Linked DNA regions of Mus musculus: regions 1 and 2 are each linked to region 3. Evidence: chromatin loops called from intact Hi-C (ENCODE). Cell type or tissue: heart. All regions are shown on one strand. Each heading gives the region's core, and the rest is flanking DNA. Links, peaks and the distances in the headings are about the cores only.

Region 1 (10,121 bases), core at 665-8,664, 59 kb after region 3:
AAATTCTGGTTATAGATTTCCCTTTCCTGACAAAACCACGATCCATGAACTTATAGAATGACTAATACAATCATGGTATTCCACAGAGTATTGCTTCTAACCAAAGAACTTACTTCACAGCCCAAGAATTGCAACAGTGGGCCTATAAACATGAAATCCACTGGTCTTACCATGAAGCCTGCTGGTCTGACATGGAGATGGAAGAGCCTTTTGAAGACAGTTACAGTACAGATTAGATTAGGTAGCAGCAGCTTACCCATGGGTTCAAGAACCAAGGGGTGAAAGAGGAGATGGTCCCACTCACTATCACCCACTAGGAAATTTTTTGCTTCCGGTTCTGGCAACTTTAAATTCTGCTGTCTTAGAAATTTTGGTTCCAGTGGGGGAAGGGTTCCTGCCAGGAGACACTACAAACATTCCACTGACATGGAAGCTCAGGCTTCCCTCTGGCCACTATGGGTATCTGATGCCCTTACGTCAACAGGCTAAGAAAGGAAAACAGTGTTAAGAGGGGTAACTGGTCCAGATTACCAAGGGAGAATTGGATTGCTTCTCCACAATGGAGGAAGAAAGATGATGTCTGGAATACAGGCGATCCTTTAGGGTGTCTCTTAGTGCTGTGTCCTAGGTTTTTTAGTCAGTGGGTAACTATAACAGCCTAATCCAAGCAGGATGACAAAAGGCACAGAACCATCAAGAATGAAGACATAGGTCATTGCTCCAGAAAAGGCAAGCCCTCAGGTGCCCGCTGAGGGTGGAGAAATACAACATGTAGTAGAGAGGGGTATTTATGAGTATCCAGTAAGGCCACATGACCAGTTAGGATTATAATCAACAGGAGTGTTTCTACCATATTTTGTTAATTATGTGTTTGTACAGATATTCAGTTTTCCCCTCAATTTCTTTATCATAAAGCATAACATCAATTAAGAGAATATTAGTAGTTGTTATATTTAAGCTGAGATACTAAAGAATATCCCCCAAGGTACACTGCCATCTATTCCAAAATTTATAATGTACAATTTGCAGCTGTACACGGGACAGTGATATCAAGTTAGGGATAATTATGATTTGGTTATTACTTTCATCTGGAAATTAAACAAAACAGAAAAGATAGGAATGTGTGTCAAGCAGAGCTAATGAAAAACTCAGAAAATTACATTTGGTACTTGAGAAGACACATGAAGTAGAATCAGATCTTGTAACTAGCAGGAAGCCACTGCAGTATATATTTCCCTCTTTGAGGTGACTCTAATAATTAACTTAAACTTTCTCCAACACCTGTCACATTGTTGCATGTTTTAATAAAGGCCTGAAGTCAATAACATAATGTTCACAATTCGAGAAGTGAGTTTACTTAAATATACGACTAAACACTATCCATCCTAAGTCTCTTCAAGCTCTTACATTGAAGATGATTCAAGTTGACAGCACCTGCCAGCATCTACTAGGAACTTCGTGTTTCACAGAATTTTATATTCTCATCTGGATAACACATCACTTTTTACAGTCACTTTTCTGTGTTTTACATTTTTAACAATTCTTTGTGTGTGAGTACTCACTCAGCACACGGAGGCTAAAGGACAACTCTGTGGGGGTGGGCTCTCTGTTCACATTCCCCTGGTGGGAACCAAAGGCAGGTAGGTCACCCAGCTTTCACTGCAAACACTTCCCCTCACTCATCATCAGGCTTAGCCTTCTCCACACTTCCTAAAATCCACTCGGTCTGGCAACGGTTAACCACCCCACCTTCATTATTCTATCCTAAAGAAGAAACTCTTTGGATTTAAGTAGGTGCCCTTAATTAATTATAGTATCTTTTCATTTTCAAAGTTCAGAGCAAATTTCACCTTTATGAAGTCGCCTCACCCTGAAAAATCTAAATCAGCCTTTAATTCTTTTTTTAGAAAATAGCTTAGAAATAAACTGGGCAGGAAAATATCTTTTAAAGTCTCTAGACACCTTTTCAATTCACACTGTATCATTTGATGATATTCGTTAGGGAAATTAAAGCAAATTATAAAATAATGCATTTTACTTGAAAAAGAGAACACTTGGGGATCAATATCTTTCTCTTTAAGACAGGGTCTTGCTACAGCTCAGTCTGACTTGGAATCAAGGTCCTCTTTCCTTAGGGGACTAGGGGTGTGTATCTATCTCAGCTAGCTCTACTTAGGGGTCTTTAAAGCATATGTTAAACCACTAGACTTAATTACAAAAAAAAAAAAAACTAAAATTGAATTAATGTAGAATTTAGGTAAATACACTTCCCACCCCTGAGGAAGGAACGGTGAGGATACAAATTTCTTCAAATATAATCCCACTGTCTTCTCTTGGTAATCCCAGTTTTAAAAATGAGTGCTAGAGAATCAGATTCTGAGATTTCTACACTTTCGATCCATTTTAAGGATTATTCCAAAGGCCGAAGGCCACTTTGTAACCTAAAGTTAGTTGAAAAATGCAGGAGTTACAAAAACCTTAAATGGTGTACAAGAATTTCGAGAAAGGAGGAGTCATGGCTATCTTCAGAATCTCAAGGAAGTCTATATTTTTAGCGTCGTTAATAAGCATTCTGCATTAGTATTACAGTCAAGTAAAGTGGCAAAACTGTGTATATATGTGGGGGGTTAGGGGTGCATTTAAACAATGCAAGCAGCACTGCTAAATGTCTAAATAAAATGCATCCTTTCATCCAATGACCCAGATCCTGATATTGGCCTTATAATCCGAATGTCTTCTGATTTAGAATGAGGAAAAGGAGTTCTATCCCCTACCCTACCCCCAAAATTTAATCTTTGACCGACCCTTCGCATCCGGTCAAGTTCTGAACCGGAGAAGGGCAGGAGCTCGCGTACCTGGGCGCCGGTTCGATTAAGGTGGTAGTGTCCAGGTAGTGGATCTTGTAGAACTCTAACAAGGCCGGCAAATGGTCAAACTCCTGGTCCCCGATCTTAAAGCGGCGGTTGGGCAGGGAGTTGATGATGTAGTGCGAGACACGCGAGTTCTCGGACACGGACAGTACATAGTCCCCGGGGCAGGTAGATGAGTCCCGGACTAGGAACATGCCATGGCGCTGGCCTTGGAGACGAGTCTGCGCCTCCTGGCGAGTCACTGGCCCCATGTACCAGGCAGAGCGGTCTGAAGAATCAAACCTGGCGGAGGACATGGTGTTGGGCTCGGGGATGGGCGGCGTCTGCGGCTCTCTTGCTTGGGAAGCCTTTACCCGCTGTCGGCTTTGGGGTCGAGGAAGGGCCTCTCAGAACACTTCGAGGAACAATCAGAGGGCTTGGTCAGGACGTTCCTCTAGGCTCCGGGCCCCGCAGCATCCTCCGCCACCGCCCTCCTGCACCGGGCCGCCTCACGGAGAGCCGGTCCGGGAACACTGGGCAAAGCCCCGGGGTCGAGGTGGGCGAAGCTGAGCAGTAGCGGAGGCCGCCTCGGGCTTCTCAGCTGGCCGGAGTACAGGGGAGGCTCCAGTGACTTCTGTCCTGGAACCCGCCGCCGGCTCCACAGCCTCAAGAGCCTGCACCGATCCCCGCGGTCACACGAAGCACCGCACTCCAACAAGAGTCGCGCCTCCCGAGCAGTCTTACCCAGCCCGCTCCCAATAGCCACAGCAACAAAATGGCGGACGCGGGAGAAGCAGCCGGGCACCTCCCCCTTGGTCCAGCGCATTCAATCTGCGCACGCGCGGAGCTGGGCTCTACCCCCTCCACCGCGGAGGCCCTTCCTTTGACGTCACTGGGCGCTGCCAATCAGGAGTGCGTTCGCGAGGGTCCCAGCGTGAGCCACTCGCGCGGGCTCCCGCGTTCCGGGAGGAGGCAGAGGGTCAGGCCCTTCCTGGACCGCAAAGCAGCCGCCGAGAAGCTGCTGCTGTCAGGCTTCCCGGGCTTGGCAGGAAAACAGCTGGAGCCGAGAGGGAACAGCGTTTTGAAAACCTGTTTCTGTGAACAAAGCGTAGAGTGGTTGCTGAGTGTCCGGCCAAGAAGGCGTGGCCGTCAGATGATTGCGAGCCAGAAGGCCCTGGTAAATCAGGTGGCTCAGGAAGGGCATGACCTAGGGAGTGAGGTGACCATCAAATAGGTTACTGAATAACCTATCAAATAACGCCTGCCCTAGGTGATCCTCCTTGGTACACGTGGAATGATGGTGAAGATCAGTTTGACTAATACTTTACGAGGAGGACAGTGTGTTGGTGAGGATGACTGGACACTACCGGCTGTAAAGTGTAACAAGTGAAATGCAACACCTGTGTCTGGCCTGAAGCCTGTTGCTCTGCAACAGTTCATTTCCTGCCATTCCACGTTGCTCAGTTTCAGCTCTGCCTCCCTTGACATATTTCTCCCTCCAACCCGACTAGTACCTATTTATTTAATTATTTGTTTGGTTTTTTAGAGACGGGGTTTCTCTGTGTAGTCCTGGCTGTCCTGGAACTCACTTTGTAGACCAGGCTAGCCTCGAACTCAGAAATCCGCCTGCCTCTGCCTCCCAAGTGCTGGGATTAAAGGCATGCGCCACCACTGCCCGGCCTATCTATCTATCTATCTATCTATCTATCTATCTATCTATCAAGATAGGAATTCTCTGTGTGGCCCTGGCTGTCCTGGAACTAACTCTGACCACCAACAGGCTAGGATGAAATTTTAATACCACAGAATACTGTCTTATTTACCTATATTTTGCCTGCCTTAAATCCACATCTAGTCTTGAATGATCAGAAATTTGTTAAATGAATGACTATTGTGAAAAATCACCACAAAAACAGATGCTGGATTATTGGTCATAGCATTCCCAAATTAGATAAACAGGAAGGCATGTCCCAAGCCAGTGGTGGTGACACATACCAATAATCCCATCACTAGGAGATGGAGGCAGGAGGATCATGAGTTCAAGGCAGCTGAGCTCTATGAAACCCAACAAAAATGGGGAGGAAGTTAGGGGAGGGAGAAATCTCAAAAGTGAGGAATACAGGAGAACTCCTACTTAGATCTCTATCACTAAAGTCTTGTTCTGGCCGTTTACATTTCCCATGTTTAGCAATTCTTAGATTGTAGGGTAATAACTGGTGATTCCATCCCAGTGGTAAGTAAGCGAAGGGGAAAATGTCAAGGTCTAGTGCCTTTTTGTAACTTGGCATAACCAGAGATGCTTCATGGGGGCTAGGAAGATGTCTCAGGAAGTAAGCTCTTGCCAGCCAAGCCTAAACACCTGAATTGGATCCCTGGGTCTGAAGATGGAAGGACAATCAACTTAAGGTGTCCTCTAAAATTCTGTGTAGAGTGGTAATACACATGCCTGCACTCACACAACACACACATAAATAAAAACATGCTTTCATATTGCTCTAGTCGCAAGTGAAATTTGTATAGCTCAGATATTTAATTTGACTGAGTTCAACTCATGGTTGAAGTTCAAATCAGTGACTAGATGGGCTATTCAGTCATTCTGTGCCTCACCATGAGACCTCCAGGACTTATCTTCTAGCCAGCTCTGGTGGTGCATGTATAATCCCAGCTCTCTTGTGGCAGAGGCAGGATTCAATTAGTTCCAAGTTTGAGGCCATCCTGGTCTATATATTAACACACAGGCCAGTGGTGGTACATTAAAAATACCCTGCCACAAAAAGAAGAAAAAATAACACAGGCTTATGATCTTAGCTCTCTCAGAGGTTGAGCAGGAGGATGGAAAGTTCGAAGCCAGCATAGGCAACATCATGTTTTTGAGATAGGCTTTCTCATTGGTATAGGGCCCACCAGGTAGATTAGGCTGGCTAAGCAGTGAATGGCAAAGTTGTAACTGCCTCTGCATTCCAACATTGATATCACAAACACATACCAACACACCTGGCTTTTTTCCTGAGAATTCTGAAGATGGGCTTGATCCTGTGCAGAAAACCAGCTGTGAGTTCATGAGGGCCACTACCATGTCATGACTAGAACAGGATATTTCATGCCACTCTCTTCCTATTTATTTTTTTTAAAGATTTATTATTATATGTAAGTACACTGTAGCTGTCTTCAGACACCCAAAAGAGGCATCAGATCTCATTACGGATGGTTGTGAGCCACCATGTGGTTGCTGGGATTTGAACTTGCGACCTTCAGAAGAGCTGTCGGTGCTCTTAACCGCTGAGCCATCTCTCCAGCCCTCCCTATTTATTTTTTAAAATTTTATATTATAAGCCAGGTGTGGTAGCTCATGCCTTTAATCCTAGCACTTGGGAGGCAGAGGCAGGCAGATTTCTGAGTTTGAGGCCAGCCTGGTCTACAAAGTGAGTTCCAGGACAACCAGTGCTACACAGAGAAACCCTGTCTCGAAAAACAAACAAACAAACAACAACAACAACAACAACAAAGAAGATTTATATTTTAGGAAAAAATAACGTTGGAATCTTGAAAAAAAAGATTTGTATTTTGGCTTGGCACAATGCTGCCTATCTTTAATCCCAGAGCTCAGGAGGCAGAGGTAGTTGGATCATTTTGAGTCTGAGGCCAGCCTAGGCTACATGGAGTGTTATAGGCTTGACAGGGCTGTATAGCAAGACCTTGTCTAAAATAACAACAGCAAATGTGTATTTTAAAGTGTGTGTGTGAGAGAGAGAGAGAGAGAGAGAGAGAGAGAGAGAGAAACCCAGGTTCTCTGCAAGAGCAGCAAGCACTCTTACTTATTGAACCATCTATCCAGCCCCTAGCTCTTCTGTTCTTTCTGCTCCCTCCATGTTTCCTGAGGTGTGCGGGTTGAATGTTCATAGTCTCTCTCTCTCTCTCTCTCTCTCTCGGTTTTCTGAGATCATAGTCTCTTATTATCTGACTTTGACCAGTTATGAATCTGTACATCAACAGTTGTCCACTGCAAAAAAAAAAAAAAAAAAAAAAAAAAAAAAAAAGCTTTTCTGACCAAGCTTTATAGCCACATAAATCTGTGGGTAGTAATAATATAAATATGTACATGTGTCTATATAAGTGTATACCACATGTGTGTGGGTGCCAAGGCAGAAGAAAACATTGGCCCCTCCCCTGGAGCTGGAGTTCCATGTGGTTGTGAGCTGCCCAATAAGGAGAATGGTGGCGAGTGCACTCTTAATGAGTTTTTCTTTAGCTCCTTCATAACTTTAGAATGATATTGCTATCTTACTCTTCCTCCCCCTCCTCCTGCCTCTTCTCCCCCTCCCCTTTTCTCCCATCCTTCTACTAGGACAAAGATGAAATTATAAGAAAGTACCAGGGGGGATTTCGAGGTATGCATGACAGACACATTGAAAGACCAAATCTGTAGACAGTGTGTGGACTTGGTAGAATTGTCTCTGGTCTCTTGTAGCACATTATTTGAGGTGGACAGACATTAGTTCACATCTCCACAGGAAAAGTCACAAAACATAATTCACGATTAACTCCCTGAGCCATCCAGGTCCCCCCACTCAGTTTCTCGCATCATTGCCTCCCTGAGAAACGGTGATGACTGAGGTCAGCTCTGACCCTTACCACAGTCAGACCAGTCTGTACCTGATGGCAGCGACTCAGGGTCTCTGAAGGATTCCTCCTTAGGGACTCAAGATCCAGCACGATCAGCAACCATGGGGAAGCCAGTGCACTTGTGGCTGAAGCTATAAACACCCTTTCCAAAGCAGTAAGAGGGTTTGTCACTTCCCAGGACATGCTGTCAGGGAAAAGCCTGCTCGGCAGACAGATGGAATAGCCGCTCTCTGGAGCTGGTTCTGTGGGATTTCCCCTGTTCTAACTTCATTTTGACTTTATTCAGAGTAACGGAGAAGAGAGAAAGAGGGTTCCACCATCCCAATCCTCACTCCCAGTCAGGACAATGCCTTATTTAATTATTTAGTTATTTAGGTAGCAATGTTATGGATCAAACTCAGGACTTATTTGTGCTTGGCCCATGCTCCAGCATTGAGCTACATCCCCAGTGCTGCAGGTTCGTTCGTTTGTTTGTTCGTTTGTTTGTTTGTTTGTTTGTTTGTTTGTTTTGGAACCAGGGTTTCCTATGAAGCCCTAGCCTTCAACATTGTGATTCTTCTACCTTAGCCTCAGGGTGCTGGGATTCACAGGAGTACAGTATCACACCTAATCCTAAGCACCCCGCTTCCTCCCTTTTTAAATTATTATTATTATTTTTTTTTAATTGGGGCTAAAGAATTGCTTTTATAAAGGACACACATAGTGGCTATAGCGTAACTAGAGTTTCATAGGATCCTGTCATTCCTGATCTCCTGGGGTATGGCGTATACACGTGGTGTAAACACACATGCACAGGCAAAGCACTCCTACACATAAAATAAGTAAATCTTTTTAAAATGTGTTATTTCTAGGGTGTGGAGACCACACTCAACATGGTGCATGTGTGGAGGTCAGGGATCTGCTTTGTAAAATCAGTTCTGGCTTTCATGTGGGTTCAGGGATTGAGCTCAGGTCTTCAGGCTTCACAGCAGGTGCCTTTACCAAGCCACCTGGATGGTCCTGGTCCCTTTTTTAAGAGCAAAAGAAATATTTTCTTCAGAAACCTTTCTGGGAGATCTTTCCTCACGTGCTCCATGGAGACCAGATGAAATTGTGTTTTGTCATCAAGAAAAAAAAAATTACTGTGTTAGACTATCAAGCCAGTGTGGACTAAGATTTCCCTCAGTCAGCTTCAGGAAAAGCAACCTTTTCTATGACCCTGAAAATCATGTATATGCATAAACTCTTACAACTGTACGAAGCATTTTAGGGAGTTAGGTGCAAAGGCGGCCAAGCTCTGCCTGCCTACTAGTGTCCGTCTGGGAAAGGGAGAAGCACCGAGGAGCCTTTCAGGGTGGCTGCTATTACCAACGACTTGTTTTAATGCTAGGAATTTAATCTAGCACCGTGTCCATGCTACACGTGACTTAGCACTGAGATACAACCCCAGCTCAACCTGCTTAGTTGTTGTTCTTTCTTGCCCGAGCTAGTATCTCGCCGGCAAGAATTCACTCGGACAACCGGATCCTTCTACGGCAAAGCTTTTATTGCTTCAACATAAGGAAGACCCCGAACCCGGAAAATGGTGCTGCTTATATAGCCAGCAGCGTGACGTTTCAGCACTTGATGTGGTGTGACAGCACCTGATTAGTTGCTCGCCCATCACCCCATTACTACGCCCCGAGATGGGCAGTGACTGGGCGTGAATTTACTCTTGCACTTGTGCATAAAGCTTGTTTACTAGTTAGGCGCAGTGGAAGCCAGCGCCATCTTATAATGGCGATTGCTCACAGCATGGCTCTCCACATCTCCCCCTTTTTATTTTATTAAAATTTGAGGCTGGTCTAGGCCTCTGCAGTCATGTCCATCTGCTGTGGCTCCTGTCTTAGGTCATTCCTCCAATGTCACAGCCTTTCCTGTCATAGGGTAACTCTATCACCACTGGGTCCCGTGTCTTAGGTTGGTCTGTACATGAGGAAAGTTGCCTGTCTCTGGATACCGCAGTACTATGTGACAGTAACTGCCAAATGACCTAGGGCGAACTCTATAAAAGAGGCCAGCCAAAAAACGAATTAGTAGAACTCAGCGAAGTGCAAGTGCTGATCAATGAGCGTTGAGTATCTCTCATCCCAGTGCAATGGATCCATAAATCCGTGGGACGCAATAGCAGAGAACTCAGATGCCATTTAAGTCTTAAGCATGGATAGCCAAATTTCAGGGGAAGCCCCTTGTTCAATGGCTGCAAGTGCCTGAGTAATAACGACCTTGTCACGGTTTTGTTGGGTTCTGAGCTTACAAACCAACCAGAGCATGAACACAAGTCCACAGCAGATGGCAGCAGCAAATAAAACTACCCCCACCCATTCCTTAAAATAAGAAAATGCAGATGAAATCCAGGAGGAGAGGCCCTCTGTCAATGACAGGTCCACTCGAGTCAAGTTGATCCTTAAAACTGCCGCCCTCAGGGCCTCGAGAGTCTCATTGAACCCCTCGGACCAATTTCCTGCAAGATACAAGGAGAGCTGTCTAGACAGATTAGCTGCACGAGTAAAATTTTCATATTGGACACTGGTAATGCACAGAGCACCCAATTTTCTTTCACAGCCCAACTGGGCCAACTGGTTATAGAACACTTATTTGTTCCTCAACCAGATCGAGGCACTGATTCAA
Region 2 (9,945 bases), core at 1,946-9,945, 110 kb after region 3:
ACCCAGCAAATGATGTGGAGCCCCACAGATCACAATGCAATCTACAACTAAGGCATCCTGGAACATCAGGTAGGCCTCATAATGAGTTTGAAATTAAACTTAGCTATGAACTGATAAGTACATGGATGTCAATCTGGGGTCAGCGCACTAAACTCAGAACTCTGAAATTAATTATCTTAGACTGGGGATTAAGCAGTGGGGTAGCACAGACATGGGATCCCAGTACTCCAGAGCTGAACTCAGGAGGATCAGCAAGATGGAGGTGAGCCTGGGCAAATACTATTTCACAAAGGAAAAGAGAGGAAAAAATAAGAAAGGAAGAAAGAAAGAAAGAAAGAGAGAAAGAGAGAGAGAGAGAAACAGAGAGAGAACGAAATTTCTCATTATCTCTTTCAAGGTAATACACACTCACACTAACAGATTCTAGCTTGGATAGCCAAGTAAACATGGAGCTTGCTGGGTTCTGTGTGAGCCAGAGATTGCCCTGATGTGGAGTGCATTCAGAAACAGAAATTGGACGCATTAGAGTCACCATGAACAACTCTGGAGGAGCAGGTCTGGTTGGGAAGCCCTTACTGGGAATGCTGCTCCCACCAGCTTTCTAGAAAACAAGAGTACATCTATGGCAATGGATTTAGTCACTCGAACTGGGGAAAACCTGAGGAGTTTGCCTTGCCACTCCTCCAGGTTATGAGGGATGCCGTCTGTCTCTCTGACCTCTCTGAACTGAATGCCCAGTGTGGCTTCAGTGGCAGACACTGGAAAGATGTAAGGATGAGTAGGCCTCCGAGGAGCGTGTGCTAGGCAAGGCAGCTGAGCACGTTATGTGTCAGTATTACCAAACATCAGTTCCTTTCCACTGTGTTGGTGCAAAGTCAATTGAAACCCTAGTCTACTGTTCGTTGCTGGGCTCTGCTGAACTGAGAAATCAGGCTCCAGAGAAGATCATTGTAGTATGCTATACTGCTCTAGGAGGGGCAGAGTATCCTAGGAAGGGGAGTGGCTTTGGCCAGGTGGTGATGTTCATGTAGGAAGCAAATATTATGATATTCATTATTAGGAGGCTTGCTGCATAAACAGGTCATCCATCTAATGGCATATAATATGACCATTAGCCTATTCCCCGGCTCCAAACCACCCCTCATTGTATTTAACTATGAAAGAACCTTCAATACTACTAAATAATATACAGGCCAATATGTAAAGAACACCTCACTTTAAAGTTAAAAAAGAATAAAAGTGCTTGGTGTGGTGGCTTGAACCTCGGCACTCCCAGGCTGAGTTTAAGGTTAGCCTAGTCTACATAAAGTTGGAGAACAGTCAGAATTACATATTGATACGATTGAGAGAAAAAAAATAGGTTCTCTTTTGGGGCTGGAGAGATGGCTCAGCAGGTCAGAGTGCTTTCTGTTCTTCAAGAGGACCTACCTGCATTGGCATCTGGTGAATGTCTATGACCTCAGCCCTCTGGAGGCTGAAGAAAGAGGATCTTGAGTTCGAGGCCAATCTGGATTACTATGGGCTACATTGTGAGAACTTATCACTTATCTCAATACAAAGTGACCTGTTCACCAAGACCTGTAGGACTCCAATTGATCTGGAGTGGAACATTAAGAATCCAGTACACAGAAGCACAACTTCCTAGAGGCAGAACATACATTAGCCGTCAGGGAGACAACAACAGGGAAGGTAGGAGAAGGTAAAATACCAAACAGTGGCAATAGAAAACAACAGAGATCTGTCCAAGTCCCAGAGGAGAACACTTGCCAAAGATCAGAGATGAAGACTGGTAAAGAAAGACAGTATTTTGTTTCAACTATTACATTTCAAAACTGTAAAATACTTAAGATTATTCTTGGCTGATATATCAGTAATTTCTTCTTCTGCCAAAACAACTATTTTGCCAGTAGACTTAGGGGCAATCTGGTGTCTTGGAATAATCTTTATTTTATGCTGGAGAAGATGGTACATGCCTGAAATCCCAGTATCAGAAAGATTGAGACCAAGAATTCTAAGTTCCAGACCAGCCTGGGCTTCATTGGTAGGCTGTCCACCAAGCCGAACTCCTCAAAAAGAAAAGGTCTTAAAGAAGTTTCAGAAGACCATTTCTGTTCCCAGCACCCATCTGTCAACTCCAGCTCCAAGGGATTCCCTGGTGCCCTCTTCCGGCTTCAGGGGACACCCTTAAACTGTGCATATGCAAATACAGGTAAATTAAAGGAAAGCAAAGTTCCTAGTTGCTGAAATTTTCTATGGATGGAAAGAGCTGTCACAATAACACACGGTCTACAAAGGTAAGAGTCGACTCAATTCAGGATCTGGTTTCCTGAGCAGGAGCCCAGGCGAGGGGACTTAAATATTCCCATTAGAAAGGTGAAAAGTGGTCAAGGATGTGAGAAGAAGAACACAGGCTCCCTTTGCGTCAGTACTTCAGGCACCACCTGGCACTTGAAGCATACACAGTTCACACTTTAACTGGGCCACTAGAGAGGAACAGCTTGAGGCTTCTGCCTAACAAGTTATATGTAAATGAAACAGACACTACTTCCCAAATACAGGCCGCACTTTGGCATTTTTACTCTCACACAGAACATTATTTGGAGTTTACTTTTTAACTAGACATGAGGGCAGGGCAGCGAGGGAGAAATTAACCTCGCAGAATAATAGATAAGGAAGCTTCCAGAGGTAAACATCAGGTGATCCTGATACATAATTCTTTACACTATGTCCATGAACTTACGGTAGGCAATTAGAAAAATACCAAAAGATCGTAAACAAAATATTTCTTCATCCCGTTTTTATAACGCATTGATTGGCCGGTTTAGCTCAGTTCTGCCCCAGGCTCACCTCGGAAGAGGCGACTCCGATCTTCTCCGATTCATACATGAGAGACAAGGACCTGCTGGTACTGGCAGCGGTAGCCTCGGCCCTGCGCAACACCTCCTGTCTCAGGTACTGCTGCCTGTCAATGGGCGCGTCGGGGCCGTCAGGCAGGTCGCGGACGTCCTTCCACGGCGCGGGCCGGGTGTCTTCCTCTTCCACGTCATCGTCGAAAGGATTATAGCTTTTAGGATAGCCAGACATGGTGCGGGAGACGGCCTGCACCTAGGAAGCAGGAGGGGTTGCTGAGCGAGGAGTCGATAGCCCAGCGCCGGCGGGCGGATTCACTGTGGACGCCGCGCGCACTACTTCCGCCAGCACTGCGCTAGAGCCCCGCCTCCAGAGCCAACCCGGCGGCGGAGCGGCAGAGGGGGACCAGGCCCCACCCAGTGCGGGGGAGGGGAGAGGGGAGGAGTCAGGTGGTCAGGTGGCCGGGAAGTCGGCCGCCTCTGCGCCTGCGCAGTAAGGACCGGTGGTGGCGAGCCCAGAGCTGTGAACCCAGCCGCCTGCGCCGGGGCGTGCGCTGTGATGGCGGCTGCTGGGGCCCGGGGAGGAGGCGGCGGTGGCGGCGGCGGCGGCGGCGGCGGCTCGGGGTCCAGCTCTGGCTCCAGCACCTCTCGAGGCTTTTATTTCAACACAGTACTTTCACTGGCCCGCTCCCTGGCTGTGCAGAGACCAGCATCCTTGGAGAAGGTAACCCTGCGTACTGACAGGAGGAGGGGCCTGAGGTGGCGAAGCGGCGGGACGCTGCTGGGTCTGAGAAGGCTACTTGCGACTAGAGAGGGGCTCCTGAATAGAGGTGGCAGCGATGTAGGGAGGTCGGTGGGAGAGGGTTCTGGTGAAGAGAGGAGTCGGGAAGTCGACAGGACGCTGGGAGGTCTGGTACCGGTGGGAGTGGGAGGGCAGTGAGCTGTGGGCGGGCGGACTACCGCTGTGACATCTCAGGCGCGGGGGTTGTGGCAGCATCGTGACTGCCTGTGAGGCGTGGTAGGATGAGCCAAGGACCAAGAGTCCAATCCGGGCTTTTGGTCCCGATTTTTTGTTTTCATTCAATGACCTTGGAGAGGTGTCTTTCTCATGAAATGGGACGCCCTCCTCCCCTACACACTTTTTGCCCTTCTCACTGGATTGTGGAGAAGGACAGCTATGCAAATCGTATTATTATTTAAGAGATGGTAGCGTTAGACTGGATCAAAAGATGATGAGTTTCGAGAAGATGCAGTGGCAGGAATATGCAGTGGACTGTTAGTAGACAGAGAACTAAATTCAGGATTGCTTCAGAAGAGAAAGACACGCCAGTCCTTATCTTGGAAGATAAAAGATATGCTTGGACCTGGGATAAGAGGTGAACTGGGTGGGTGGTGAAGGGTAGAACCCCAGGATTAAGGAGGCTAACCGCTTTCTTTTAGGGGAAAAAAAAAACCCAAAAACCAAACAACAACAAAAGGATGTTGTGATAGGAAGAAGACAGATTTTAGTCAGAGCTGACTAAATTTACAATTTCTGTGTGCAGTCTTGAGGAAGAAACTTGCATGCTAACAGCCTATTTGCTTATCTATAAAACCTGTGAAGCTTTGATGAGTTTACATATTAAGGCCAGGCACAACGTGGATGAACAATAATAGTCAGCTGCTTTTCGCCCAGGAATGTGTAAATAGACTCAGCACAGTATGTTAGCACTGAAGGGAGGGGGCTGTCTGTCCATTCAACTTTCTGAAAGATGGAAAGAACCTGGGTGACATGTGCACCTGCGCGCTGATGGGTAAAAGTGGAAAGGCAGAGTGACCTGGTCTTTGACCTTGTAAGTTTTCAAACTTGATTGTATCACCTACCTGCAAGGTGAACAGGTTCTGGAAGATCTAATGCCAACCCGACTTCTGGCTAAAGAATGAATACAGACTGGACATGGTAGCATGCACCTGTAGTCCATGCTACTCAGGAACAGCCCAGTATCCGCAGAGGTGCTGAGGAGTTGTTGTTCACTCAGGGAGTTGGTATCTCAGTACTCATGTCTGGCAGCTTAGGACTGCTTGAATGTTTGAAGGTAACTCCAGTTTTAGGGCATCAGAAAGTCCTCTTGTGGTGTCCATGGGCACTTGCATGCATGAGCACATACAAGCACAAATAAATAATAACAACATCTTAAGAAGATTTATTTATTTATTATATAATTATGCTGTAGCTGTTTGCAGACACACCAGAAAAGGGCATCAGATCTCATTATGGATGGTTGTGAGCCACTATGTGGTTGCTGGGATTTGAACTCAGCACCTTTGGAAGAGCAGTCAGTATTTTTAAGTGCTGAGTCATCTCTCCATCCCCCAACATTTTTAAATTAAAAAATAAAAGATGGTTTAGGACTTGTGGTGCAACTTAGGCAACATATCAAGATCCTGACTCAAGCAGGGAAAGACAGCAGTGTGTGTGTGTGTGTGTGTGTGTGTGTAAGACTATGAGTTTGAATGGTAAGACCATCTAAATTTACATTCCCTTATTACTTGTATTTTTAAACTTCTTTTTTGTTTTATGTGTATGAGTGTTTTGCCTGCATATGTGTTCTGTACACCATATGTGTCAGTGCTTGCAGAGGTCAGAAGAAGGCATCATTGGATCCCTTGGAATTGGAATCATGTGAACAACCACATCGATGCAGGGAATCAAATCTGAGTCCTCTGGAAGAGCAGCCAGTGTTCCTAACAGCTGAGCTATCTGTCCAGCCCCTCATCTTTGTTTGTTTGTTTGTTCGTTTGTTATATACTATAATGGGCATGTGGAGGTCACAGGACAAACTTGCAGGTAACAGTTCTCTCCTCCCACCATGTGGGTTGTCAGGCTTGACTGCATGTGCCTTCATGAACTGAGCAAACACCCCTTCTTCCCCCCATCCTTTTGGTGGAGACAGGATCTCACAATATAGCTTTTCTAGAATTCCTGAGTAGACTAAGCTAGCCTTTAACTCACAGAGCTCCACCTGCTTGCTTCCCAAGTGCTGGGGTTGAAGGTGAGTGCCATTACACAAGTACAACTGGACAGGTCAGTTCCACGTGTTGATTTTCTCTTGCAAAAACCAAAAACCAAACCACAGAACAGGTCTTGGTAGGGGTGTTAGGAAGATCAATAAAAAGATATGAATAAAAACCATCCTAGGATGAGCTTGAGAAATATTTCAGCAGTTAAGAGCTCTTGCTGCTCTCCAAGAGGATCCAGGTTCAAGTCTCAGTACCCACATGGTAGTTCACAATGGTCTGTAACCCCAGTTCTAGGGATCTGATGCCCTCTTCTGTTCTTCATGGGTACTGCATGCACATGATATACAGATCCACACATAAGCAAAACACTAATGCACATAAAATAAAAATAATACACCTTAAAGCAACAACAACAATTTATTACATTTATTTAGAGAAGTGGGAATTGGCGGGGCAGAACTCATGGAAACTGTTTTGCCACCTACCATGTGGGTTCTGAACTCAGGTCTTCAGGCTTGGTGACAAGTGTCTTGGTACAATGGCCCCTGGTTATCTTGTCAATCTGAACTGGATGATTCTTCAAGTTATTTTATATTATATGTATGAGTATTTGGGCTGCATATATGCTCGTGCACCACTTGCATGGTGTGCCTATGGAGGCCAGAAGAAGGCATTAGAATCTCTGGGGCTAGTGTTATAGGTGTTTATGAGTCACCATGTGTGTGGGGAATCAAACCATGTCTTCTGGAAGACCAGCCTATGCCTCTAACATCTAAGCCATCCCTCCAGCTCCTGAAGTGGACGATTCTTAAGATTGTCCTGCATCTCTAGCAGTAATAGCTTTCTTTTTCATTCAGCAACTGAGAAGTGCACTTTGAACTCAACTTGTTTCTTTTTGTTCCTTAGTCATAAAAACATAGCAAGGTGAGTAAGACGATAGACACAGATGTACACGCTAGATAAATGTAAAGAAAACAATTAAAAGGACATTATAGGAACCCTGGATGTAGGTCAGTAGTAGTGTGCTTGGAGGAGCACTTGCTTATCATTAACAAGGCACTCGATTTTATTCCCTTAACCAAATCAATGCAACACAAAACCTTGATATTCTTTAATTGTAACTGTTAGTTTTGTTTTTTGTCATAATTGCTTGGGTTGTCAAGATCACAGTATAATGTAAAGTTAATTAATACTTCCCTGCATCTCCTAAAACACTTGTTTTGGAAAGTACTTAGAAATCACTTTATGCAAAAGAGTTAAGAGAACAGATCCAAGGCCACTGTCTTTGCAGGGGTTGCTTGTGAGTTTGGCCCATGGCTGGTATCTGAGAATTTGGGCATTTGAACTGTTACTTCTATTAACTGTTTGATAAGCATGATTTGTTGTGCCTTAAGTCTCTTGTGTATGGCATATGATTTATGTAAATATCTTCTTTTCTTCTGGAGATCTGTTTGATGGTTGCTAAGTATATGATGACTATGTGACTAACCAAAAAATCAGCACTACGCAGAGATACCTTGTCTTCAAAAACCAAAACCAATAAATAAATAAACAAATAAATAAAAACAACAAAAAACCACAAAACCATTACATGTGTGGGAATTTTGCCTGCCTGCATGTCTGTGCACCACATTTATGCCTGGTGCATATGGAGGCCACAAGAGGCTTCAGATCCTCTGGAGCTGGAGGTGCAGATGGTTGTAAGCTGCCATGTATCTGCTGGGACTTGAACCCACATCCTCTGGAAGAGCAGCCAGTACTTTTAGCCACTGATTCATGTCTCCAGCTTCAGTGAAGCATGGGTTTCTTTTCATGGTCTCTTGTTAAATTTAGAAAGTTGGATTGCCAGTTTCCTGGGCAGCCTCTTTAGCTGGGAGGGCTTGCAGTACAGCTACAGCTTGCCTTAGAACAGAGAGGCTATAGAGACTGCAGCCTGTGAAATAGTTCAGTTACTAATCTTCACGTTGATTTTTATCAGCAAGAGCAGGAGGCGTGGGTTAAATAAGAGGAAAGAATAGTTTACCCAGCATTTGCTTTTGCTCCTTTGGTGGGCCAGATACTAGCATGGAAACAGTGTTAGATTTCTGACCTTAATATGAACAGCCGACTGTTGTATAGTCACTTGTGACAGTGTGTTAAGGTGTTGCTGAGAACTGCAGACTTCTGAATGGTATGGACAGTGGAAATAGCCTCCACTACGGCGGCAGCTGTAGGATACAGACCCATTGCCTGTGTTGGTATGTTAGTAACACACTATGTGGGTATGACTCAGGAGGAAGCTTCTCAAAAGTACTCAGTGATGGTCTAGGTGTATCTGGGCAGACAGCACCCATCATATTTTAGAGTGTACTGAGCTGTACAGTGAGGACTTGGTCTTAGTTGAGCTATTGGGCTAGAAGGATAGTATACCACACAATTCTGAGTCTGTGGCATAGAGGCCATGAAAAAACCTGAAGGAGGTACCAGGCGGTATAGGTTAATTACAGTATCGGGCATAGCTTGATTACTTGCCATTCTCTACATAATGAAATGAGCCTGGCTCTTTGCACCGAACTTAAATTGAACTTAAGCTAACGAGGATCGCCTCTGGGCATACCAGCTACTGTAAATTTTTTTTTTTTTTTTTGGTAGTAACAAGGAACAAATGTGTTTAACCTCACAGGATGGAGAAAAACAAGGGAAGTCTGTGCATTTTCCTAATAGGACCTGTGTCTTTTCTCCTTGCTTCCAATTTTTCAGTATAACAAATAAATTTAGCTGTGAATACAACAGTATGTTTGTGGGACCCCTGAGACAACTTGGTAAAGTAGGCTTCTGTAGGTGGCTGTTCGACGTTTATTGTGACTTCCTGGAATCATCTTGGATCATTTGCTTTGCTCTTTTGTGTGTGTGTTGTTTTGTTTTTCTCACTATATAATCCTGGCAGGCATGTAGATGAGGCATGTAGTCCTTGCTGTGTAGATTAGGCTTGAACTTGGGGCAGTTTGTCCTCCTACTTCTGCTGTGCATGGCCCTTGTCTGAAGTCTTGAGGTTGTATTAGGATAGGAATTGCTGTGTTTAGTTCTAGCAGATTCACCTGCTCACTTCATCCATTTACTTTAAAATAGTTGATAAGAAGCCCTTAGCCATTCCATGAGGGCAAATCTTAGAAGATCTTGGAGGGCTTTCTTAGGACAGCAAAAATGGAGACATGTGAAGATCAGTGCTGAGAAACTGACCTTCTCCCTCCCCCCCCCCCCCCCCGCCTCTCCCTCACCCTCTCCCTTCCTTCTTTTTTTAACTTCTACACTTATGGGTGTTTTGCCTGTGTGTATGTGTACTATGTGCATGCCAGGTGCCCTCAGAAGAGAGCATCCGTTCTCCTTGAAACTGGAGTTGCAGATGATTGTGAGCTGGCCAGCACCTAGAAGTTCTCTGCAAGAGCAACCAGTACTCTTTACCAAGCAGCTATCTCTCCAGCCCCTGTTTTTCTATTTCTCTCTCTTTTCTTTCAGAGAGGTGTTAGAGGACTTAGTACAGGTCATATTAACCTACAAAGGCTCAGTGCTTGAGACCAGACCTGTCACCTGAGCTTAGCTCTTGTTAATGCAGGCAACTCTGACATGACTAGCACCTGAGACACCTTAATAACACACTTTCCCCACATTTGTCCCTCTGTATGCCACAGCTATGTTAATTTCCTCTACCCTAATCCCAAGCTATGAGACCACCCTGAGACTGCTCATTATATTTTTTCTCTAATTACTTAAATCATTCATTCAGAAAGCATTTATTGATCTACTACTGTCTACTGGTATGTGGAAGCCCAAGAAAATAAGAAACAGTTCTAATTTGGTGATTTGTCTAACTAGCAGCAAGTCAAACTTACTGTTAGTCCCTATCTACTGAGGTATCCTGAGCCTGTTACTCAGACTACTACCATATTTGGGAACTAACCGTAAGACTCTTAGATATATGTGCTAGGATATGTCCCAAGTGGTAGGATAACAGGCATGTATACAGACAGGCCTGGCTTATACACTTATACACTGATGGAACCCAGGGCTTCATTTTTCCTAGGCAAGCAAGTACTCTACCAACTGAGCTACAGCCTCA
Region 3 (10,121 bases), core at 1,188-9,187:
GTGGACATAGAAAGTAGAAGTAGAATGTAGACCAGACTGGCCTCAACTCACAGAGCTCTGCCTGACTGTTGGGGTTAAATGTGTGAGCCAAGCAGGGCAGAGGTGGCACACACCTTTAATCCCAGCACTTGGGAGGCAGAGGCAGGCAGATTTCTGAGTTCCAGGCCAGCCTGGTCTAGAATGAGTTCTAGGACATTCAGGGATACACAGAGAAACCCTGTCTCAAAAATCAATCAATCAATCAATCAATCAATCAATCAATCAATCAATCCATGTGTGAGCCATTGGTGATACCTGGCTGGGACTTTTTTTGTTTGTTTAGTTTTTGTTTTTTGAATCATTTGAAAGGTATTTTATAATTTGTTTTTTCAAGTAGGCAACAGAATTTGCCTTGGTCCTGGTCTCAGGATGCTGGGACTTTGGAAAGGTACCTCTATGCTTGTGATGGTTTGTATATTCTTGGTCCAGGGAGTGGCACCATTTGGAGGTGTGGCCTTGTTGAATAGGTGTGACCTGGTTGGAATAGGTGTGACATGGTTGGAATAGGTGTGTCACTGTGGGTGTGGGCTTAAGACTCTCACCCTAGTTGCCTGGAAGTCAGTCTTCCACTAGCAGCCTTTGGATGAAGACGTAGAACTCTCAGCTCTGCCTGTGCCATGCCTGCCTGGATGCTACTATGCTCCCACCTTGATGATAATGGACTGAACCTCTGAGCCTGTAAGCCAGCCCCAAATAAATGTTTTTTATAAGACTTGCCTTAGTCATGGTGTCTGTTCACAGCAGTAAAACCCTAACTAAGACAATGCTCAACTTAAGCAATTCATGTTTGCTTGTTTTTTGAGGTCTTGCTATGTAACCAGGCTAGTCTCAGATTTGCAAAGCTCCTGCTTCCCTCTCAAAACTAAAATGTTAAGTGTCTACACCCACCATACCTGACTGTATGTGAATTTTCTGCAGTGTTGGGTAATGAACCCAGGACCTTGGACATGCTAGGCAAACACTACTACCATTGAGCTACAGCCTTAGAACTGGGGAAGGCCAGTCTTGAACTCAGGTTGTTATTGAACTTAGGATCCTTTTGTGTTAGCTTCCTGAGTGCTAGTATTACAGGTGTATACCACTTTGTCTGCCTTTCTTAAGCACCTTTTGACTGACAGTTACCAAGTTTCAAAGTGGTTTTCATTTTTGTCTAGCACCTTGTGCACCTGGCTAAGAATCCCGTGTGTGCCTGCGGAGGTGAGAGGGCAGCTGTGTGTGAGCTTGCTCTTTCCTTCCACCTTCTCTCAGGTTCTGAGGGCAGAACTCAGGTCACCAGGCCAGCACAGCAAGTTCTCTCCCTGCCGAGTCATCTCGCTGGCCAGTCAAAGCAATCATTAAAATCAACTGAGGACTGGACCTGGAAATGGAGCTCAATTAATAAAGTGCTTGCTTAGCCTGCACTAAGCCTGCCTAGCCAAAGCCCTAAGTTAGATGCCCAGTACTACATAAACCGGGCATGGTAGCAGGCACCTGTCGTCCCAGCTCTCAGGTTCAGGGTAAGAGGTCATGGTCATCCTTACCTACATAGCAAGTCTGAAGCCAGTCTGGGGTACACATGAGATCCTGTCTCAGAAAACAAACAAACAAATACAAGGAAGGCTGGGGAGACGGCTCAGAGGCAGAGTGCTTGCCTGGCATGCACTAATCCCTGCGTTTTGTATCCAGAAAAGGAAAGAGAGGTAGAAGAATCTGCAGCAGTTGTGTAAAGATCAAGTTCAAGAGAAACACTTGCAGCTGCTATGCTGGTGCTATGGGGAAACCAAGCAGAGGTGGGTGTCCTAGTTGGTGGTGGGGTTTTGTTGTTTCTACTTGTTTGTTTTTGTTAATTTGATGCAAGCTACAGTTATATGAAAACAGGGAAACACAATAGAGAAGATGTCTCCATAATATTGGGCTGCAGGCAAGCCTATAGGCATTTCCTTTATTGGTGGTGTGGGAAGCCTCAGCCCATTGTAGGTAGGGCCACCTCCAGCCAGCTGGTCCTGGGTGGTGTAAGAAAGCAGGCTGAGCACATCGTGAGGCACAAGCTAGTAGCATTCCTCCATGGCTTCTGTTCCTGACTCCAAATACCTGCCTTGGGTCCCTGCCTTGACTTCCTTATGACACAGAATAGTAATCTGAGGTAAACACTTTCCTGCCCTAACTAAGACAGTGCATGATGCCAAGTAGAGCTACCCAGCCTGGTTGAATGTTCAGGGCAGTCACACAATCGCCAGAGCCCTGAATCCTCCTGTCAAAAGAGACCCCACTCCAGAAGGCTGCTAGGGACCAAGGGGCATGTCCTACAGACTACAGAGCATGGAGCAGAAGGGGCTGTGTGGCACTGTACTCCTGTGTGAGCAGATGATGGAGCTAGCGAGCCCAGTACATCCTGACCCTCAGGACTATGTCTCCCCATCAGCTGTCAGCTGCTGCCAGATCAGGTCTGCTGCAGAAAACAAAGGCAGGCAGCTCCTGTCCAAGGCCACACGGCTGAGGTTGTCATTCATAGGGTTTTCACAGTTGCGCAACAACTGTGTGGGGTCTACTGGCACGTAACTAGCCCTATGAGACAAAGGTTGGACAAGAGGCTCTGCTGACAGCCTTGAGATGGAACTCTGAGAAAACTGTCTAAGCTGAGGCCTGTCCATACCCTGAGATCTCACAGCTGCTCCTGGCCCAGGACAAATTCTAGTGATCGAAGGTCCCACCCAAGTCAGAATCTACTTTCCACCAACCAGACCAAAGGCAGCCTGTAGCTCACAGGATTTGGGATAATTTAGGATAATCATTCTCACAGAAAGCCATGAGAAGTGAAGCCATTCAAGACTCTCATCTGAGCTGACTCTCTCAGCCAGTAAATCTGGCCCAGTGCTGCTGCTCTCCAGGAAGACAGGCAGGGTCCTGGGGCCCAGGGGCTACCCACCTGCACCAGGAGCAATCCTTCACATCGAAACGCAGAAGATCATTGAGCATCGTCTTTCTGAAAGGCAATCAGAGAGAAAGAATGGCAGCTGCTAGGATATTGCAAGGTGTCACCTCGTCAGGATCTTCAAGATGGGAGAAGGCATGCATCTAGGGTTGGAGGCAGTAAGAAGGGCCTGACTCACTGACCTGTCAGACAACTCGTCAATGTCCAAAGCTCAAAACTAATGACTAGGTGATATGGGCAACTAGGGCTCCCACACAGGCAAGGCCAGCCTGATCACACCACCAGTGGCCCACTCAAGGGCCCAGGGCTGGCGTCCTCACTCACACCTCACCCAGCCTCCAGAAGTCCTGTCCTGCACTGAACCCTTCCCAGGCTGCCCCGCAATGACAACACTCTGGCTCAAACATCAGTGGAGACCTGCATGCTTTCCATCTGCCGCCATCTGACATGACAACTGCATCAGAGGTAATTCCACTGCTCACTGGGTCAGCTTGCATTTAATATGCAAGTTGGGCATATTACCAACTCGTTGATGTGGAAAAAAGGTGAACCAACTCAAACACCCCCTCCAAGCCAGGCCTTTGCAGGGCATCTCTCCCTGCCTTGCTCAGGCTGAGCTAGGTGGGTGCCCTTCCTAACTTCATTTTATGGCCAAGAAGTCAAACCTGAGATGCTAGTATCATGTCTAGTTCCTGCCCTTCCTCATCTAACCCCCTACTTAAACTTAGTGGCATTTGTTAAACAAAATTATGGGAGACTACTGTTTTAAACTAATTTCCTATACTAGGTCCCCAAAGACCGGGGCAAACCAGAACAGTTACCAAGGTCAAAAGCCTCATAAACCGAAAGCTGTTGATCCCAAAACCTAACAGTTTTCCCTAAAACCAGGAGACTGTAGTCTACCTGAGGCAGTGTGATAAGGAAGCCCCCCTGCTGTAACCGTCAAGAGTCTAACTTAACTGACCAGGCCTCACCCCCACTGCCAGGTTTCCTGGCTCCTACCTTCCCAAGACCCAAAGTTGCTACTGCCCAGAAGGAACTCTTCTTTCCACTCTGTTAATGGAGGGCCCCCTGGTTTATCATAAGTCACAGCCAAATAAATGTGTAACTGGCCTTCTCTTAACTTTTCTTTTGAAACTGCATACTGAAACCACTTCTGTTTATTACCACATAGTTATCTACCTGCTCCAGTAGATGCTGAGGACAGCAGTCCTAATGTCCTACCCACTCTATGCTAGCTGCCAGCCTTTTTTGGTGTAGAAATTCTTACTAAGGCTCGTTCTTTTCTTTTGCTTAGTAAATGATTACATCTGGACACTGCTGTAGGAAACAGTAAGGAAATGGATCTCGGCCAACACCAGGGGCAAGTGGCACTTAAAAGAGATAAGAGGGCACAAGGCCTCACCCAAAAGAACATTAGAAGAGGACAGAAGTGTGGAAGGGAAGGAACAACATTGCAAATGGCTAGGCAACAAGGATGGGGACAAGGTCATCAAACAGACAGGACAGCACTAACAAGCAGGCCATACCCTCCTATTAGGACAAAGAAGACAGAGGCATTCAGGACTGTGAACCAATTAACGCGCACTCTGATGTGCAGTTGTACATGAATCCCCAACTGCTCTTGGAGAAAGAGGCTGTGGAAATGAGCTAAAATCCCAGACAGTCATGGCCAAGTTTGTATGTCTTAATAGACCTGAAAAATCTCACTTGCTCTAGGTCAGCTACCTCATGTAGTCTACAGGACCAAGGCTATAGTGCCTGTTCTGGGCTTTAGGCCAGGTTCTAGGCCTGAGAGGAGGGAGTCATATGTAAACACATAACCTCAGCTTACTTGGTGGAAGTCTATGTGCATGGAGATGTGCTTACTAGGTCATTTCCAGGAATATTATTTTCCAGGAGGTTAAAGCAACACAGGGAAATCTCCACCAAATGTGTGTACAGCATCAATAAAACTGTTTTAGAGGTAGTGAGATGACTCAACAAGACTTGCCACCATGTCTTGCAACCTGACTTCAAGCCCTGGTACCCATACAAGGAGAAAGATGATTCCTGCTAGCTGTTGTCTGATCTCCACATTTGCGCCCCTCCCCCCATAAGAGATGTTACAAAACAAAAATTTGGGCAAAGCCTAGAGAGAAGTGTAGGGAAAGAAGAAAAGTGCCAGTAGGGCTAGCATGTTTCTTCCAAAGCTGTCTCCTCTTTCAACACAAGGATATCTCCATGAACCTAGCACAGGCTGCCGTTTGAATGCTGGATAAAAGGGCTTTAGGGGTAGGGTCTTCCTCACCGTAACATGGGAATCAAGGGCAAAGCACCACACAGATGGCGAAACAGAGGCTCACAAGGCATAGCTAATGACTCCCATCCTCTGTCTCTCTCTGTCATCATCCCCTGCCACCACTTCCATCAAAACAGGCAAACTCACCCGTTGTCTCCACCAAACACATAGATGGCATCCTTATATGCCACGACTGTGTGCTTGCTGCGCCTAGAAAGAAAGAAGGGGTGAAGGGTGGTGAGACCGGAACTCTCCCAGCTGGCACCCAAGAAATGGGACTACACACATGGTTGCTACCACATAAGTTTGGACAAAGCCTCTCAACTGCTAAGATCTATAGAGATCCTTCAGTTCTTCAGACAGCAAGGACATACATCGGGGACGCTTCAGACTTCCCACTCATACCTCACAGCTCAGGGACCCAAACAGGATCCTCAGAAACACAAGTCTGGTACCCTGCCTAGAATCACTACGGTGCTGTTCCCTGGGAACTCAGCTTTGGGAACGACCAATCTATACTCCAAGACATCACACGGGATTTCGTCCCTACAGCCCGTCCTAAGACCAGCTCTCGTCCCTACTACCAGTGCCTTCAGGATCCCTGTACACTGTCGTACCGGGCGCCCACGAATTCGTCACAGGGCGGGAGGCGCCGCCAGCGATGCACTGTTTCGAAGGGTCCAAAGTTGAGCGTCAGGTACTCGACACTGTCTGAGCAGCTGTGGTCAAAGTCCACGCTCGGAGCCACCTTGGAGCGTACCCCTCCTGTCAAGGCCCCGGACCCAATGGGGCCTCCGGAGCCAGCCATCCCTTGTTCAGGCTGGATAGGCCGCCAGGTTGCAGGACTCACGGCCACCGCCCGGGCAGAGCCAAAGGACTACACTTCCCAGAGAGCCCTGCGCCGCTGGTGTAGCACTTCCGGCCGGTTTGTCGGGCCTCCCGACAAACCTCGCGCTTCCCGCGACGCGGCTCGCTATCGAGGAACCTGGCAGCCCGGCTCCTCGCATTATCGTATATCGAGCACATCACATTCTGGAAAGTATTTCTGGCCAAGTCTCGATTTGGGTTTCCTCTTTCAGGATACGCACTCAGACCATAGTAAACCACTGACATTCTCAAGGCAGCGGCGAGCTACACGCTCCCGGCATGCCTTGTAGTCGGGCTTTGCTGTCTCCCGGAAGATCCCCCCGCCCTCCTCCAGGATGAGGTTTCGGACTTGCAAGCGAGCTGCTCAATTGTCCACCTTCTGTTTGTGCTCCCCAAACCTGATCTTCACTGCTCCCCCTCTGCTCTCTCTTGGCATTCTTGTCTGGGACTCTCGATGGCGGGGCACCTCTGGGTTCTCAGTTGAGAGCAGTATCTTCATTTATTTCTCTCCTCTCTCTTCCTCCCCCTCCTTCTCTCTCTTTTTTTAAAAGATTTATTTATTATTATATCTAAGTACACTGTAGCTGTCTTCAGATGCACCAGAAGAGGGCGTCAGATCTCATTACGGATGGTTGTGAGCCACCATGTGGTTACTGGGATTTGAACTCATGACCTTCAGAAGAGCAGCTGGTGCTCTTAACCACTGAGCCATGTCTCCAGCCCCTTTCTCTGTTTTGCTGTGGGTTTTGAACCTAGGATTTGATCAGCATGCACTCTGCCACTAGGCTACACCACAATTTGTGTGTGTGTGTGTGTGTTTTATTTGTAGTCTGCTGCCAGCTGAATCACCCGTGAAATGATTCAGGAAGTTCAGGCAAAAGGGACACATGTAGTGAAATGGATATAATGTCAGTTGGTCTAGTTTCATATTTTTTTGGTAAGAGCTTATAAATGTAAAATAGTAAAAGTCAAGAGCAGCTTCACAATGGCTATCCTAACTGTACAAAAACAAAACCTAGAGATATACAGAATGCAACTGGATAGGTTTTTGAGTGACTACTGCAATCTAGCAGAGTGTATTTGTGAGTTAATAACAATGAGGTGATTTTCATTTTGTTTTATTTCAGACAGGGTTTCTCTGTGTAGCTCTGGCTGTCCTGGAACTCACTCTGTAGATTAGGTTGGTCTTGAATTCAGAGATCTGCCTGCCTCTGCCTCCCGGGCACTGGGATTAAAGGTGTGCGCCACCACCTCCTGGTCTGAGCTCAGGTTTCTGTGGCAGCATGGAGTCTGCAGGACCCAGCTCCCACCTCTCTTAAGTGGACAAATACAAAAGCTGTCTCTGGCTTGTGAAGCTTTTTTAAAAAAAAAAAACAAAAGACTGAGACTTCTAACCCTCCTGCCTCTGTCCTGAGTGCCACTATTACAGATGTGTCACATCATGCCTGGCTCTAAGTGTCGGCCCAATTACACTAGGACACAGTTCTGCTGAGACATGCGTTTTAATTTTAAGGTAATGTTGAAGGGGCTTGCTGGGAAAATCGTCCTAGTAGAGGAAACCAAGGCAGAGCCTGTCCTGCCTCTACACCCAGCTGTCAGTGACAGCTGAGGCATTAGGAATGGACCATCTTCTGGAGGCTGTGGTAGCCTGGCTGGAGGCGAGGCAGACAGGTCAAGGCAAGCCTTGGAGGACTCAGATTCCACAGTGAGGGATCCTGGGAAATTGGAGTTGGCACTTGCCCCAGGACTTGGTCTCTGACCTTGGTACCCCAGAGGCCTGCCCAAGTCCACCACAGGAGAGCTCAGGATCCTTTTCCTGTGAGCCAAGACATGTCACCGGTTCTGCAGGAATGAGAGGAGGATGGGTCAGGGCAGAAGAGGACAGGTTCCCCACTCTAGGCACCATGAGCCAATGATTCTTGAATACAGCAGCAGAGACTGATCTGTGTCAAAGCCCCGTAGGTAATGGACTTGGGCAAGGTGGGAGGGTTCAGTCATTGGGCTGGGGAAGAAAGGCTGAGAACAGTCAACAAGAAACAATGCACGTACTTGCTGTGTAGCATAAACAACCTTTTCGAAGGCAAGAGGGAAAAACAGAAGGCCAAAGAAAGTATATCATTTATCAGATCCACTCTGAGTCTTCCACTCTAGGATTTACCCCGACACATAGCCATCAGTCACCTCTGGCCTGTCTCTGGTCCTGGGAAGTTCTCTGTACACAGGTTAAGCTACTGGGGACTCACTGGCACTGTGCTGGGATGATGGTAATGGCTCATGTCCACTGCTTCCCAGATGTCATGTAACCACCCCACTTCTCTGTGGATGGCATATCTGGGGGCATCACCTACTATGTTTCTCCACCTAAGTTCTGCCAAGCTTAGCACAAATCACATTGCCTCCACCCCCCACTCCCCAACATTGGCTCCTCTCTGGGCCACACACCCGGTTCTTTGTAATCATATCCTGTCAACTTCTAAACCAAATTCACCCTCATCTCACCCAGGAACCATGGGAACTGAAAGTGAGGAGAAGAGCTCTATAGGACTGAGCGGGCAACAGGCTGCCATGGTAGCTTTAATAGATCCTATCCAGGATACCCACACACACCCTACAGTCTCCCACACCCGCACTCACTCCACCTCCCGCTTCCGGATGGCTCGACCTGAGGCTAGCACCTCAGCCACCTTGGATACGATGGGATCGTAGTTCATGCTGGCCACAGCAATCACTTCGTCACTTCTATGGAGAGAAGGAGCCCCAGCCTGAGACCACTAGCAGCAGTGGTCCTTCTTGAGATCCTAACACCTTCTGGTCCACCTGGGATGCCGGGAAGGCTCTTGTCCAGGGAAACAAGATGTCTTGAGCACCCAGCCCTCCATTTGGTCCCAGCACTGTCAGCTGCCCAAAGAAACCCTTGGCACAGCGCAGGGATGGGCCCAGCCTTAGCATCAGCTTGTCTACACCAGTTTGTCTTTCCTTGTTGTAGACACCTACCTGCCTCAGTGTCAACACTTACCTCAAAGAAATATCCAGAAGACACAGTATTGTTTGATGCACGGGAGGACTGTTGTTGCTTCCTCCTCATCTCCTGCCCAGCACCCCCACGCGGCCATTCACTTGTCTTTTAGCCCCTGCTGCTTTGCTAACACTATCGATTCCCAACAGCACTCCCACTGCTCCATGCTCCCATCGCACCCCATTGCTCTCACTTGGTATAAAAAGCCACAAACTTCAGCTCCTCCAGATCCCCCTGAATGATGACATCATCGAAGCCTTCTCCGTAGCCTGTGGGAGGGCGCCCATGTGAACTGGGGAAGGGGGACAGTCTTCATAGGCTCCCTAGCTCCTGTCTAAACAACAGACCTCCCTCCCCACCTTTCCTCTCTCTCTCCTTCTTGTTTTTCTGAGACAGGGTTTCTCTGTGTAGCCCTGGCTGTCCTAAAACTCACTCTGTAGATCAGGCCAGCCTTGAACTCAAGAGATCCATTTGGCTCTGCTCTCAAGTGCTGGGACTAAACTCCTGTGCCACCATACCTGGATCCTACTCCGACTTTTTTTTAATGACATTTATTTATTTATTTCATGTGTATGCACACATGCATGTATGGAGATCAGAGGACAATTTGCAGGAGGTGATTTTTCACCTTCCACTATGTGGGTTTTAAGAAATGAACTCAGATCATCAGTGTGGCAGCAAGAACCCTTACCCACTGAGCCATCTCGTCAACCCTCTGCTCCTCCTAAGCAGTTCCTGGCTCTACCATCTAAGACTCAGACTGGTCTCCAATTCCTGATCTTCCCATTTTAGCCTCTGAACTGCTGGGAGTGCAGTATGCACCTGAGCCAACCCAGTTCTTATTTGCCAATTCTTAGTTCTTACTGGACCCAACCCCCATACTTAATCCTGAAGTGCCTTCAGGACCCCATCCCCAGGAGACAAGCTTTTAGTTACCAGCATAGCGAAGGCTTTTGCCGAACATGGCAGTCCACAGATAGGGTACCGTGTTGATCTCAGCCTCCTGT

Evidence for each region. Peaks named below come from ENCODE experiments on the same cell type or tissue, not always from the same donor. Only the 100,000 strongest peaks of a DNase experiment are listed, where the experiment ranks them.
Region 1: it touches region 3 in a loop (6-fold over the local background); 5 of 42 quality-filtered maps call a loop at or near these places.
Region 2: a loop joins it to region 3, with 4 times the contacts of the local background. A loop is called at or near these places in 4 of 42 quality-filtered maps.

Annotation. Positions count from the first base shown.
Region 1 is chr16:17,445,523-17,455,643 of GRCm38, reverse strand. Crkl (v-crk avian sarcoma virus CT10 oncogene homolog-like) reads right to left here and starts at 3,659. Exons shown (of 3, transcript NM_007764.5): 1 at 2,856-3,659. The coding sequence starts at 3,166. In heart, for the core only: no CTCF peak of the experiment used is centred there; a DNase peak (open chromatin) is centred at 3,713; H3K4me3 peaks cover 3,758 bases; H3K27ac peaks cover 1,981 bases.
Region 2 is chr16:17,399,262-17,409,206 of GRCm38, reverse strand. Pi4ka (phosphatidylinositol 4-kinase alpha) reads left to right here and starts at 3,342. Exons shown (of 55, transcript NM_001373955.1): 1 at 3,342-3,573. The coding sequence starts at 3,409. Snap29 (synaptosomal-associated protein 29) reads right to left here and starts at 3,207. Exons shown (of 5, transcript NM_023348.4): 1 at 2,848-3,207. The coding sequence starts at 3,084. It also overlaps the pseudogene Gm18793. In heart, for the core only: a CTCF peak has its summit at 6,163 (motif pointing left); a DNase peak (open chromatin) is centred at 3,306; H3K4me3 peaks cover 2,569 bases; H3K27ac peaks cover 1,841 bases.
Region 3 is chr16:17,504,946-17,515,066 of GRCm38, reverse strand. Aifm3 (apoptosis-inducing factor, mitochondrion-associated 3) reads right to left here. Exons shown (of 20, transcript NM_001291070.1): 16 at 10,051-10,121; 17 at 9,308-9,383; 18 at 8,733-8,837; 19 at 8,148-8,168; 20 at 7,585-7,940. The coding sequence ends at 7,901. Lztr1 (leucine-zipper-like transcriptional regulator, 1) reads right to left here and starts at 6,384. Exons shown (of 21, transcript NM_025808.4): 1 at 5,849-6,384; 2 at 5,379-5,441; 3 at 2,945-3,001. The coding sequence starts at 6,039. In heart, for the core only: a CTCF peak has its summit at 6,075; DNase peaks (open chromatin) are centred at 6,116 and 6,336; H3K4me3 peaks cover 2,055 bases; H3K27ac peaks cover 1,615 bases; H3K27me3 peaks cover 251 bases.